Regions from separate parts of the Homo sapiens genome. Here region 1 is linked to region 2. The links are chromatin loops, found by intact Hi-C in ENCODE. Cell type or tissue: IMR-90. All regions are shown on one strand. Links, peaks and the distances in the headings refer to the core of each region. The heading gives the core; the rest is flanking DNA.

Region 1 (4,400 bases), core at 225-4,224, 81 kb before region 2:
ATCAACCTAGAATTTAGGGGATAAACATCCTCCATCACTGTATACACAATTCTAACCAGCTTGGATATCTGGTTTCCCATGTTAGAGAAGATTAGAAGCAAGAGGGAAGCTAGAATTAGATGCATTGACAACTGTAAGCAATGTTAGCTGACAACCTGACACAGAGGGAAATAAGCACATCCATGAAAACATAAAACCTAAAGTTTGGAGTCATTACATGTAGGGATAAATCAACAGCTACTGACCGCCAAAGCATACTGAGAAATGTTTCAAGTAGTCATCATACATATATCATAAAGTCATCATACATTTAAAAATGCTCTCCATTCAAAATGATTTAAATTGATTTTCGCTGTTCCTGGGGGTAATATTCAGAAATTTAAAATGTTTACTTATGTGTACAACACTTATTCTTCAATGTCAATGGATAAAAAAGATGTTAGTATATATTTATAAGTATGGCAGCATCTATCAGTTTCATTAGTTTTAAAAATATAAACACATTGTGAGAATTACTAAAGCATTTCTGTTTTAGGTCAATTTCCAATATAGTGCCTAACACTGATACTGCATTTCTTTTTTTCTTTCTTTCTTTTTTTTTTTTTTTTTTTTTTGAGATGGAGTCTCACTCTGTTGCCCATGCTGGAGTGCAGTGGTGTGATCTTGGCTCACTGCAACCTCCGCCGCCTGGGTTCAAGCAATTCTCCTGCCTCAGCCTCCCGTGCAGCTGGGATTATAGGCATGCACCACCATGCCCAGTTAATTTTTGTGTTTTTAGTAGGGATGGGGTTTTTGCCATGTTGGTCAGGCTGGTTTCAAACTCCTGACCTCAAGCAATCATTCCCCCTTAGTCTCCCAAAGTGCTGGGATTACAGGCATGAGCCACTGTGCCTGGACCCTAATATTGTATTTTTAAAATAACTCCATAGTAGTGTTTCTTGGAAAATTGGTTGCAATAGAAGTTTTATAGAAAAAAAAAAAGGACATGAAAGTTTAAGGTATATCACAAAATATGTTACCTATATAAAAGGTTTTGAGATGTCCCACAGTAAAGAAACATCCCTATTTTTGTTAGATTTAATTTTTCTTAAACGTTTGACCAATGAACCTTCTTCAATGTGAAAATTATCTACATTTTACAGTATTTGTTTTCTACCAATTGCACTTCTGAAAGTACTGGTCTCTGGAGATGGTGCCTGTATCAGTCAGGGATCCAGTAGGAAACAGATGTCAACTCAAAAGGGTTTGACTGATGTGAGTCTAATGAAGGGACTATTCTGAAGGTATGGCTAGAGGTAAGAGAACCAACAAGAATCCAGGTGTTAACAGTGAGGAGAAACTGTTATCATCCATAGACCTGAAGACCCAAAGGCAGGGTATAGCATTCCTAGGGCCTGAAGAGAGATGAGATAGTGGAAGAGGAGCCTTTCATAGTAGCTGGAGCCAGTGCTGTGCCTCCTGGGAAATGTTTAACAGCCTGCTCTTCAGGAGAAAAAAAAACCTATTTGTAATACTGATTTTTATGCAGTAAATCCTCCCACTATGGACAATTTCAAGCTACCGATGTGGTCAGTGAACGTGGAGTTTGGAAGAGATGCAGAGTAGCACATCATTATGTATTTTGATCACACAGGTAGAGGTAAGGAACTTCAAAAGCATAGATAATAGTAAAATGCAGTAAAATAATTAGGAAGTCATGGGTTTTGAATATTTGTTATTTTTAATATAATCTATTTAATTGTACATATATATGTGCTTTATTTTTTAATACTGACTATGTTTAGCAACTGGCCCACAAAATTACTGGAAATTTAACAAGCCACAGCAACAGCAAACCACTGGCTGTGGCCATAGAGGGAATAACCACTATCCAAACCAGAATTCTGAGAAGGATCCTGGGAAAGAGATACCAGGCCCTCTAATCTCTAACCAAGGAGCTGAGAGAACACTGCATCCATGAGAGTATGCTTTCTGCATGAGTCAGCCCCCAGGGTGCAGGGCCAGCAGTAAAGGATAGAGAATGAATCTAGTGGGTAGAGATAAATGACAAATAACCACTGGAATTCCTAAATGTATATGTTTGAGATTCAGGGTTAGGCTAGTTGTATGAGGATTCCCCTAAAGTACCTTTAAAAGTACATAATGAGGCAAAAATCACCAGGAATCTATTTTTTTAATGCTCCTTAAGTGATTATGATATACAACAAGATTTAGAGTAAGGTCTTGCTTGAATATGGCTCTCAAGTATTAACGGTGCCACAAGTGACTGTTTTTCTTTTTATTTGAGCTTAACTGTTATCTAACTTGTCCATTTGAGAACATCTTCCTAGATTATCTCATTACTTCAGGAGGTGAGATAAATATAAGTGGTGGTTTTAGGATTCTAGGATTCAGATGGGAGTTGTACTTTAGCCAGGAGCTGGAAAGGCTAGAGCCAGGACAGAGAAGAGACACTTAGGTAATTTAGAGCACTGCCTAAGCAGCCAAGCAGAGTACAGTGGTCCTTCAGAGCTGAGGAGGCAGAGGTCAGAATTTGGGGCAATTTAAATGGGTAGAATCTGCAGAAGAGGTACCTTAGCATGGGCTATTATAACAAAATACTATCAACTGGGTGGCTCAAACAACAGAAATTTATCTCTCACAGTTCTGGAGGCTGGGAAGTCCAAGATCAAGATGCCCACTGAATCTGTCCCCCAGTGAGGGCTCTCTTCCTGGTTTGCAAATGGTCACTTTCTTGCTGTGTCCTCACATGGCATAGAGAGATGGAGAATGCTAATCTTTCTTCCTCTTCTTCTAAGGACACTAATCGCATTATGAAGCCCCCCGACCCTATGACCTCATGTAAATCTAATTACTTCCCAAAGGCCTCCACTCCAAATAACATCACAGTGGGGGTTAGGAATTGAACCTATTAATTTTAGAGGGACACAAACATTCAGCCCATAACAAGAGCACAGCAGAGAAGAAGGACCTGTGCAGAGGAAGAGCCCAGGAGTTCTCTGGTTCTGTGGATTTCATCCATGAGTTTTTGACTGAGGTCTAGTATATACAGTCAAGGGGACGACTTCCCAGAGAGTGGTTACTAAAGGATTGACAGAGGAAAAGAGATCGTAGAGATCAAGCAGTACTGGAGGATGGGAATAGTAGCTCAGCTGCAGAGAAGAGATCTTGTTTTGTTAACACCTCTCTAACAACCTGGGCATTCAGCTGAGACATCAGAAAGCACCTGGCTTGGGGTAAGTACTTTCTCTCTTAGCCTCCTCAGCAGAGTTCCAAGAGAGTATTAAGGCCTAACACCCCAAGGAATCCATTGAATATAATGAATTAACTTCTTTCCTAAGCATCTAGAACAAGGGTCAGCAAATTTAAATGGGCCAGATAGTACATTTTTTGTAGGCTTTCAGTCCAAGAGGCAAAACCTAGACTATTACATAAGCACTTAAACTGTATAACCATTTACAAATGTAAAAACTATTCTTAGCTCATGGGTCACACAAAAATAGGAGATGGGCTGGATAGGGACCAAAGGCAATAGGATGTAAAGTGAGTCTTGGTGAACAGATGGTAAATTAGTGACAGAAATATAATAGGAAAGGGTATTTGTTGACAGAAAAATATATTTAAAGGGCACAGACATGGATAAGGGCTAGGAGCGAGGGGGGTGAAACAAACAAGGACACTATGGCTGGAACAAGAGTTAGCTGCCGGAAGCGGAGGCTCAGAGGTAAGCTGGATGAACACTTATATGGGATGCCAGAGTTAATATGAAGTGGAAATAAACTTCCACATTTCTGGTTGGATTGTTGATTTCCCACTTCTTAAAGTTAACTCTCAGTTTTCCTTCTCAAAATTTTCCTCCCATCGCATATCTATTTTAGTAATGACATCATTGTCTATTCTGTTATTTATGAAGGAAAGCAGACTCCTAAATTCACTTCTCATCACTCTATAGTCAAATCAGAAAGATTCGCATTTATCCGTCTTCACTGTCACCACCCAAACCCCACATACTGCGTCTCTCTAACCCAACTACTTTGCTAACGTCCTGTTTCCATTTTGTTTCCCTTGCATCCATCCTTCACAGAGTAGCCACAATAATTATTTAAAAACATAAATTGGAGTCTGTTTCTTTCCTGTGTAGTACCCTTCAATGTTTTCTCCTTTTGCATAGAGTAAAATCCAAGCTCTGTAATTGTTCTTCACACATTCGTGTATGTTTTCAGCACATGCTTTCCTCTCCCACTAAATCTCACACGTCCCCAGTGCTGTCCTCCCTCAAGCTCTCTGGTCTTCTGGTTTTCCCAGGTACATTTGTCAATAGCATTCCCTTCTTGGGTCTTCCCCCTTCTCCTCACATAGCCAGATTCTTTTCATAGTCTTTTCCTTCAAGTTTCATCACA
Region 2 (4,400 bases), core at 165-4,164:
ATACTTCTCCCCTAAAGTAAGCATAAATATAAATTATAATTGAATGTACGTGGTGTGAGATAATCATTTTTCATGAAATCATGATGCTCAGGAAAATAAATACTGATGTTGAGGCCAACTCAACTTCAGAAAAACATTTGCCTCAAAATGCATATATGACCTCATCCTCATTCTTATTTTACCTTTTCTTCTTAACAGGCTTATGTTGAAATGTAGGCATTATGAAAAGCTGACTTGCCTTCCATAAGGCCCTTGGCCCATAAATATCTGTCCTCAAATAAACAGAAGCCCTACCTTGAAACAAAGAAAGTCTGTAAGGGAGGATGGGCAGGACAGAGGGCAGATGTAGCTTTATTTTTAGCACATTGTTATCAAATACATTATTCTCTGCTGAGATATGTATTGGCCATCACAAAAACCCATGCTTAACAAAGCTTTCATTTTTAAATTTGCATAATGCCTTATTCGCATGCATAGAATTCCACAAAGTATTGCTTCTGACCAAAGAATTCATTCCACATACACACACACAAAAATTGTGACAAGGGGCTCATGTCCATGGAATTCACTGATTTCATCACATGCCCATCACCCTGAAGCAGCTGGCCTTATAAAAAGTGGAATGGCCTATGGAAGCCTCAATTACAGCACAATTTGGGAGAATACTCTGAAGGTCAAGGTTCTGTCTTTCGAGATGCCTCATGTGCTTTGAATCAGTGACGAATACATGGTCCAATTTCTTCCTTAGCCAGAACATATGGGTCCAGAAAGCAAGGATGAAAGTGGGAGTGGCTTATCTCACTAGTATCCTTAATAGCCACTCCCAGAATGCTTGCTTTCTGTTCCTGAAACTCTGGGCTCTTCTGGTTGGAAGCTGGAGTGCAGTGGCAAGATCACTGCTCACTGAAGTCTCAACCTCCCAAGCTCAAGCAATCCTCCCACCTCAGCCTCAAGAGTAGCTGGGACCACAGGTTTGCGCCACCATGCCCAGATAATTTTTTATTTTTTTGTAGAGGCAGGGTGTCCCTATGTTGTTCAGGCTTGTCTTGTACTCCTGGGCTCAAGTGATCCTCCTCCCTCAGCCTCCCAAGGCATTGGGATTACAAGAGTCAACCACCACACCTGGCGCAGAGGTCTATATTCATAATAGAGAAATGTTTGTACCAGGTGACACACAAATTGTTCCACTGATTCAGAAGTTGAGAGTGTCAGTGAATCACCTGGGGCTCCTATCCCCACTGACCTAGCAGGTAGGGGATTACTGTACTGGTTGATCCTGGTTACTAAGAGAAATCAGATTTATTTTATAAAACTCTATTTAGAACACAAGAGTTTCCCCAGAGTATTTCTTAGTATACCCATCTCCAATATAAAAGCTAATGGAAAATGACAGCATCTATAGCCAAAGCAAAAAGTTATTATTTTTGTATAGAACTTCAAACACGGTATGTGAATAGCCAAAGGGGTAGACTGTGTGAATTATTAAGCTATTACCTCACAGCTCCAAAGCTACCTTTCTGTATTCTGTTCAGTGATGCTGGGGCTATCTATAGATCTCTCTTTTGGGGAGTTGGCTCTCTGTTATGTTCTATAGTAGGGAACACTAGTGGGATATCAGAAGGCCTGGGGTAGGAAGCTGCTGTTCCTCCCAACTATTGCCCAAGCAGGGACCCCTCACCCTGGCATTGATAGTGTCCATCTATTTCAGCATTGACAGAATCACAGGCAATGCCCCTTCCCCTGAGCTTTGTTTCCTCAGCCCTATGGGTAGTTGCTACTTCCAGCAATTACTGGTTCCTTTAGTGGTTACTTTTGTTCCTTCATCCCTCCCATACCTATGTGATCAATTCTCCATATTAAATTCCCTCCGTTAAAATATCAGATGTGGTTTTTGGTTTCCTGACTACACACTGATTAATACAGCCTTAAAAAGGAAGCTCAAGATCATTTGACATCTCAATTACTATCACTTTTTCAGAAATATTTATTACGATGCTCAACTGCAAAAAAAAGGAGAGGAATATTAAGAAAATGTAATATGGAATTACTGTTTTTCAAATGCCATCATCCAAACAGAAAAGAGAGAAATCCCTGTGAATGCCTGTTGAGAAACAAATTCATTTTATTAAAAGGTTTCCCTCTTTGTATTTGGAGGTTAAAGAAATGATAGACTTTATTGTTCCACCAAACAAACCATTTCACTTATTTTTGGTAAATTACACTAAATGTGGTTTAATTACTGTGTCCAGAATAGCATTTCACATCTGTGGCCCCAAAAGCTATTATCACTATGGACATTTAGGGAAAAGAAATGGAGCCCTCTTATGGCCAATTTAAATGCTACAGCACCCTTGCAGTTCCACACTGATCGTGTTAACATCTGACCTAGATCACTAGATCTTTGGACAGAGATACCTCAGGGGTCCTACCCTACATCACCACTAAACTGACATGGAGTGTGTTGCCCAGAGAAATAATGTCTGTGCTTCTTGGCACTGTGCATATATGACATACAAACACTTATACACTGTGTAAACAAGGTCATTAAATGCCCAATTTTATAAGAAGGAAATAAAGGGAATAGGATAGGTCTGACTCTGCCTAGAATATCATTTGAAAGAGATACTTTGATCCCTTACCTGGCAGAGGTCTTAATACAAGCCACAGTAATTTCCTTCTGAATTAGTTTCATACACAGGTAAGGCCCCAGGGTATCATAGAAGGGAAACTCAATAAATTCACCAAAAGATTGGTGTGCAAGGGGTTTGTGTTGAAATCCACACGTTATTACCTTTTGTAGGCAAAGATAAGAGAATCCAGTGAAATGGAGTGTTAGAGACCTCAAAGGACAAACTGGTGCAAGAGAGGCATGGAAGGGGGGAGGCAATTAGGCTTGGGAGTTGGGTGTCACTGGGTTCTAATGCCATCTTAGCTCATTTCTAGCTGTGTGACATAGGGCAGATTATTTAACCTCTCTGTTTCTCAGCTTCCTCATCTGTAAAATAGAAATAACCCCGTCTAGTTCAAGACAACATAGAGTGTAGTGGTTGAGACCAGCTGCCTGGCTTCAAATCCCAAGCCTGCCCCTTACTGTGTGACATTAAGCAAGTTATTTAACATTTCTGTACTGTATTCATAAAATGGAATATAATCGTACTGTCCCGGCAGGGTTGTTTTGAAGATTAAGTGATTTGATAGACATGAAGCACTTGGGCAGGTGTCTGGCTGGGTCTGCAATCATTGACACTGTTTGAAGCACCTCATGATGCCTTGTGCATGGTGAACGCACAATGTTAGCTTTATTATTGGCTATCAATTATTGTTAACAATGTATTTGTTATCTTTTTCCTATCTACTTCTTTTTTTTATTAGGTCAAGTCGTATGAAACTGCCATTTTTATAGATCAAAAATACTTGAAGATAGCCATTCCTTGGTTTAACCTAATACAGAATAATGCTTGTCACTAGGTCACATGAAGGGTTATTGGCAAGGGCATAAGACCAAGGAAGAAAATAGAGCTTTCTGCCACATGCAGGTCACTGAGCCCTGGAACCCTTACTTGATGGAGTGTTTCCTGTTCCTGCCTGCGATAACAAATCCCTTGAGCAGTTTAATGAGACTTAGTCCTTCAGCTCTCCTTATGCTAGCCTCAGAAAGGAAGAAGGTGGGAGGAGTGTATGGGAAAGGAGAAGTGATGGGTCTATATACCAACTAGGCAGGTCAGGGGAACAGAATCCATTCCAGGTAGTTCCATATGGTGCAGGAAAAAAAATGAAAAGTATTGTAGGGGACACTGAAGCCACAAGAAGTCAGCAACAGCTGGGAGTGGCCACAGCCTCGGCAGCTGGAAAGATAGAGGGCAGAGGTGGCACTGCCAGAGACCAGGGCCAGGACCACCAGCAAGAGAAGCAGCCATGTGGGGCTGCCTAGCCACTTGAACACCCAAAGCTCAAAGGAAAGAGGGGGAATCTCTCTCCCTTCTGCTCCTCCTTCTCCCAACAGTGCCTGTGTTGGCTGAATTAATCATACCTCTATTGGCAAAGGAGCCTGGTACATGTAGTGTGCAAGGACTGTCCTCTTGAATATAGAGCAGAACAGGAAGGAAGAGAGGGATAGATATGAGAGCAAAGAGGCAAATGCTTATGCAGAGAAGCACTAGCTGTGAGGAGAGGAAGGGAAGAATGGGAGGTGGCATGACCACGACATACAATCCAGCTGCTGCCATTTTGTCTCTGGTCCGTCAAAGTCTCTGTAATCCAGCAGAGCTGGAATCCTGACACTTGCCTACCCTGGCCAGGTAATTCCAAAGGAAAACTGTGGGAACCACAATTAACCTATCTTTGGTGACTTCATAAAGTAGAGAAGGACACAAGCATCCCCAGCAGGTGTGTTCTGGGAT

Evidence for each region. Peaks named below come from ENCODE experiments on the same cell type or tissue, not always from the same donor. Only the 100,000 strongest peaks of a DNase experiment are listed, where the experiment ranks them.
Region 1: it touches region 2 in a loop (2.2-fold over the local background); 1 of 110 quality-filtered maps calls a loop at or near these places.

What each region holds. Positions count from the first base shown.
Region 1 is chr4:54,877,830-54,882,229 of GRCh38, forward strand. No RefSeq gene overlaps it. Among named protein-coding and RNA genes, the nearest start is that of LINC02358, 35 kb to the left of the region's middle. In IMR-90, for the core only: no CTCF peak of the experiment used is centred there; a DNase peak (open chromatin) is centred at 1,972; H3K27ac peaks cover 691 bases.
Region 2 is chr4:54,959,246-54,963,645 of GRCh38, forward strand. No RefSeq gene overlaps it. Among named protein-coding and RNA genes, the nearest start is that of LINC02358, 120 kb to the left of the region's middle. In IMR-90, for the core only: a CTCF peak has its summit at 2,321 (motif pointing left); a DNase peak (open chromatin) is centred at 546; H3K27ac peaks cover 1,219 bases; H3K27me3 peaks cover 276 bases.